Linked DNA regions of Homo sapiens: region 1 is linked to region 2. Evidence: chromatin loops called from intact Hi-C (ENCODE). Cell type or tissue: MCF 10A. All regions are shown on one strand. Links, peaks and the distances in the headings refer to the core of each region. The heading gives the core; the rest is flanking DNA. Region 1 overlaps LINC03000 (long intergenic non-protein coding RNA 3000). Region 2 has its middle 59 kb from the start of MAT2B.

Region 1 (2,922 bases), core at 227-2,726, 910 kb after region 2:
ACTTTTCAAACATCTAACAAAATATATCTACCACCTTTCACAATTTTGCACCTGGAAGGGTTAGGGAAAAGTGTATCCTGGGGCCTCAGGGAAAAAAAAGAAAAAAGGAAAGAAAAAAATTACAAATGGCTTAACACAATAATTCTGTAGAAGATATAGTCAATGAAAGCACACATGAAGGAGTAATCAGTTCTGCCTAAGAGAGTGTTTAAAAGATTCACAGGGGGAGGAAACTTGAAGAATGAAGATATGTTTTCAAAGAAGTTGGAAAATAACATAGGAAGTGAGAACTGCATGAACAAAATTTAGGGATTAAAGAATGAACACTGGCCACTTCATGGGAAATTTAGTTTGGCCGAAACACTTGACACAAAAGAAATGAGAATAGACCCTGGAAGGGGCTCAAGGATGGAAAGTAAAACTAGGCCAGATCTTGAAGCCCTTTGGATACCTTGTGTAGTAGGCAGAATAATGACTTCCCTAAAGATGTAAGTATGATAGGCTACAAGGCAAAGGGAATTAGGGTTGCAGATGGAATTACAGTTGCTAATCAGCTGACCTGAAGACATTAAGATAGGGAGACGATTTTGGATTACTTCAGTGGGCTCAACGTAATCACAAGGGTCTTTAAAAGGGTTAGAGAAAGATGTGACTATGAAAAACCAGAGAGATAGCAACAGGACAGGAGTTGGCCTGATAGTGTTGGCTTTGAACACAGAGGAAGGGGCTACGAACCAAGGCAAGCAGGTGGCCACTAAAAACTGAAAAAGGCAAGGTAACGGGTTCCTCCCAGAGCTCCTGAAGATAATCCAACCCTACTAACATTTTGATCTTAGCTCAGTGAGATCCAAGTCAGGCTTTTGAGCTACAGAAAATACATTTGTATTCTTTAAGTCACTCAGTTTGTGGTTATTTATCGTAGCAGCAGTAGGAAACTAATACTTCTTGCTAAACCTGATCTTGGAGAACAGATGAATATTGGGATCAGAATTGCCCCCAAGAGGGTCCACCTGGGAGCAGTGTGCAAAATGGGTTAATTGGGCAGGACCAGAAAAAGAAAAATAGTCAGAGATCTATTTTTAACAGATTAGACCTCCAATAAGATGCTGGAAGGCAACTAATGCAGCAGAAGTAAGGAAGCCGAGAGAAAGAATATGCTTTGCAGTGAGAATAAGCTTGTTTTCCGAGTCTGTGCTATCCAGAAAGTTGGGGATTGGGCAGATGCAATGTATTGTTAAAGCAACGTATTCTGTGAACTTATGTAGATATAGGAGAATAATTCTAGTTTCTTGATACATTTCAAGATATTATTACAAATATTGAAAACAAAACCAAGGTTGCTTGCTCCTTTTCATATTTCTGAAGCATTTGTAAATCTTGATGCTTTTCCCCTCACATACTCTTTTATGCACAATGCAGATGTAGCCTTACCTGCAAATGCAGGCCTGTGTAAAAGTGACATCTTGTGTTGCTTTGATGCATTGCATTTCTTGTTCTCCCTGTCACGATTCCTCTGTTTTGGAAATTCTTTTACTTTTATTTTGCTAAAGAGCAAAGAGAGACTAAACTAAAATTATTGCAACATAAAGCGTATAACTCATGGTATTAAAAAATTACATTGTTCTCTATGTTATTTATAAATTATACAATAGTGACAGGTAAATCATTCCAATGACAGAATTTATATCTGCCCTTGTACTGGATTGTAAACCTGAGAGAGAAGAGTTTGATTTTTTTAAATTAAATTTAGTAGTTATTATGAAAATGCTTTAGAACAAAAGAAATCCACTGATTTGAAATGTCTAGAAACTAGCCTGTTTTCTATTTTCATGAAATGTTACTTTTCATGGCTGACGAGGTCCTTGTGGTTTCAGGTGTGAGAGTATATTATCCTATCTCTTACTATAAATTCACTTCACTGCTAAGTTTGAGGCTCAATGGCAATTTTATCAAAACTTGCCAATTCATTTTAGGCCACAGATAGAATACTCACACACTTGAGTAAATAAAAAAGTATGCAAAATTCTGGAAAAATAGCTATGTGATCAATAAAATTAATTATGAGGATGTCAATTGTTCCCTTCTTCCCCATGGTTAACAGGCTGGTATCAGAAATACTAGAGACAGAAAATCTTTCCAGCAGGTTAGTAAGGATTAAGGTGGTATGATGCAATCTAGAATAATGGGGAACAAAAAAGAATATATGGTTGAACACGAAAAAGAAAACTAAATGAAAGAAACAGCATGCCATATGATCACCACAGATAGAGAGAGAGAGAAGCCCAAAGCTTAAAGCTAAAAGAGAAAGGAAGGTCTGAAATCTCGAATAATAAAACTAGGAGACTGCTGGGAAGAAACACTCTGGAGAAGAAAGAAAAGGTGCCTAGATCAAAGATAGATGAGACAGAATCTTAAACGAAGAGGAATAAATGGTTGTCAAAGGCAGAGAAAAACCACAGAAGCTAGAAGCTGGCTGTTGGAGAACATGATTACAGATCCCACCCTTAGATGGGAATGAGACCGAAGGGTATGAGGGAAGGATATAGGTTCACTTGTACCATTAAACAGTAAATTGCAGCTGGTACAAACTCATCATTCACTCAAAGTTTACAGCCCCCCCAAAAATGAAGTGAAATAACAACTGTTAGATGTGGTGAAGACAAAGTGGTTTGTCAAATCAGACACCTGGGTTTGAAGCTTGGATTTCACTTTTTTTTTTTTTAAACTTTGCAAGTTCCCTAACTATTCATCTTGTTTACTCATCTGTAAAGTGAGGACAACTGCACCTTTTTCCTAAAGCTATTGTGAGGGAGAAGTGAGATAAGCAAACCTCCTTGGGCCTAGTTGCCAGTAATCAGTAGATACTAAAACTTCAATTAATAATTGGTTGGGAGATTGACTTTAGCTCTTTCTTGCCTAAGT
Region 2 (2,922 bases), core at 164-2,663:
TGTCAGGCTCCCAAAATAAAAGCTTAAGGGTCTTTTATTTTGTTACCAACTGGCCTGGTTTTGACACTTAACTGGGAACAACTAGGCTTTCAAGTGCTGGGTTATATGAGCTCAAGTTACCCACTGTGTTTTCAGATTATCACTTAAACAATCACATGCATGAAATTTAAATCTAGCACTTGCACCTAAATTCAAACTAGAATGTTACGTTAAAAACCTACAGGCTTTGTTCAATCTTGGAGAGACTTTAACTCCCAAGGGAAAAAAAGAGTCCTATTGCACCTCAATCCTCCCTAGGGTGATGGTAAGGATTAAATAGATGGCATCATTTCCATTTTACAGATAAGTTGGATCAGAAGGGTTTCTATCTTGAGTGTGCCTGGCACCTTGTTTTACATCTGTATATACTCCACTGAAAATCATTGTTTATTGGTTGAGTCACCCTATAGTCAGGAAATGGGAAAAGGAAATAAAGGTATGATTTATGTAGTTTTAGGTGTACCGTTGTTTCCATTCTGTCTGGTTCACCATCCTGGGGAAGTTTTCCTTTCTACTCTGTGTCCAAGTGTTGAATTCCTCCTACCCTGTGAGAGGATGACTACCCAGAAATGACCTCTGGGGTTATCTTGGACTTGAATGGTGCAGAGGTAACAACTGATGGTGTGGAGCCTACAAATGAATGTGAAAAGCAACAGGTCTTCCCCCGCCAGTCTCCCTTGCAGCAACCCCGCAGGAAGGCAGTGAGATGAAAAGCCAGGTATGGACCCCTGTGGCAGGGAAGTGTCCAATGTCATCATTAGGTCAGAGAATTGCACCTCCTTGCTATTCAGCTATTTTAATGACATTTTTTCCCACTTGATTTCTTCTCCTTGCTATAAGGTAATTCAGTGTGGAATGAAACCCAGAGACCGGAATCTGATTTGAACAGAGGTTTTATTGTAAGCGGTATTTGTGTTCTTTATTCTCTTTATTTTTATTTTATTGTTTTTAATTTATGTTTACAGTCAACACAATAAGCCCAGTTTTTGTGTTCTTTAAAGTGTAAGTTTTTTTCACATATTGTTCAATGTTGTAAATGTTTTATATTTATGAAAACTACAGTTTTTAGTCATAACCTTTCAAGCCTCCTTGGGAAACAGCTGCACTATTCTTTTAGACCACACGAGGGCAATGGTGTCACGTGTAAAAGATGCTCGCCTGCTGCTTTCTGAACAGATGGCACATTTGTTAGACTTCATTGGATGTATTTTTCCTTTATTGAAGCACAGGGGAATTTCGCATTTGCAGGTAGAATGGGGAAAGACAGTTAAAATTTTATACCGTATTTTTATCTCTTTGTTTATGCTGATAAAGGTAGCAAAGGCAGTTGATTTTTTCTCTTTTTTGCTGTTTTGAGGGATTGGTGTGCTAACAAGTTGAGGTCAGCATTCATTACCACAGTGACCCTGGCAGAAGATGCTCTGTTGATTTTGCATTTCATTGAAAATGTCACAGAGATAATACATAAACCCGTCTTTCCCCCCCAAACCCTCCAATACCCTTTCGATATGATTCTCATCCTGTTGTTCCTATTGGATTATCTTTGTGATTAATGTTTCTCCACGCCCATTAAGTAGGGAGACTACAGCCAGCTTTCTCTGAGGATACCTTGTGTGACCTTACTTACTCCGCGGTCACAGAAACTCTGAAGTGTTCCTTTCACGGATGGGCTTGGTCCTGCTGGGTTCCTAATGTCCCCCAGTCTCTCTGGGTTCTGGAGGTCTTCACTCAGAACTAACCAGCTCACTCTTCCTAAGGCAGAATAATGCAGAGGTTTCACCCAAAAGTAGGCAGTACTAGCATCTTTTCTATGGGAATATTTGGTTTGCCATGTTATATTGGCCTGTCCATTTTAAAAAAAATTAGTTTTCAACGCTTAAATGCAAAGACTTCTCATTAAAGATCTAGGTTTCTTGCTTTTCTTGAAACATCGGACAGCATGGTATTTCTAGCCTGAACAGCCCCTGGTGACAATCGGCAGAGCCACCTTTGTGGCTTTATGCAGTCACTGCACACACAGATCTTCCCTTTTGTTTTCCTGACACTAAGGGAGGTGCCCTTTTTAACCACGTTTGTACTCTTTTCGTTGTAATAAAAAGGAAAATGAGAATTTAATACCCATGCCCGTCTCAAAGGAAAAAAAAAAATAGAAAGGTATAGTAGGAGAGCCACATGTCTCAAGAAAAAAAAATGATCCTAAATCTAGACCTCCCTGCTGTAGCACTTAGAGTAATTGCCTGGCCTTGCGGGCATTCGATTTTCAGCACCTGGGAGAGCTTCGTCTTTAAAAGTGGGCTGGCCTGGGGTTGTCCTTGGTTAAACCCCAAGGACACTTGAGAGTCCAGTCATCTTTTATCCTGATGGTTCAATGGGGACAACCTCATTTAATCTTACAACAGCCTGCGAGGTAGTCACTGTCCTATATGGGTACACTGCTTAGCGCCATACCGGGCACGCGTTCAGAGGTCGACCACGCCCTGACTTTTCCTTAGCTTTATTTTGGAAGCAGTGGGTTTTAAGGCTGGTGCTCCTCGGAGCCTCCTAACCATCACTCGTTTGGCAAGTTGCAGATACACTGCCTGACTAAGCTGGGAGAAAGAAAGGGTTAAAGAAGGAGAGCGGGAGGGGAAAACCCTTTGGATCGTGGGCTCTGACCCAGACGCGTCTCCATGCCCGCTCTGCAGCCTCGCGGTGGCAGCTGAGCTGCACGTAGCTGGAGGAGGCTGCAGGAACAGACAGGAAATCCATTCTTGTTCTGCAGATACGTCGGCAAAACTCCCAAAGCAAACAGCAGAGGAAGTTTGCTTTAGTGGAGACAAACTCACAACTTTGCTCTTTCAAAGCCTCTGTTTACAAGTCAAAGCCCAGGCTCAGTCGGGCTTT

Evidence for each region. Peaks named below come from ENCODE experiments on the same cell type or tissue, not always from the same donor. Only the 100,000 strongest peaks of a DNase experiment are listed, where the experiment ranks them.
Region 1: it touches region 2 in a loop (7-fold over the local background); 9 of 110 quality-filtered maps call a loop at or near these places.

The regions. Positions count from the first base shown.
Region 1 is chr5:164,474,078-164,476,999 of GRCh38, forward strand. The region is part of intron 2 of LINC03000 (long intergenic non-protein coding RNA 3000); the gene reads left to right. All of the region lies in intron 1 of LOC102546299 (a long non-coding RNA gene), which reads left to right. Among named protein-coding and RNA genes, the nearest start is that of LINC02143, 8.1 kb to the left of the region's middle. In MCF 10A, for the core only: a CTCF peak has its summit at 1,455; a DNase peak (open chromatin) is centred at 1,454.
Region 2 is chr5:163,563,342-163,566,263 of GRCh38, forward strand. No RefSeq gene overlaps it. Among named protein-coding and RNA genes, the nearest start is that of MAT2B, 59 kb to the left of the region's middle. In MCF 10A, for the core only: a CTCF peak has its summit at 1,178; a DNase peak (open chromatin) is centred at 1,180.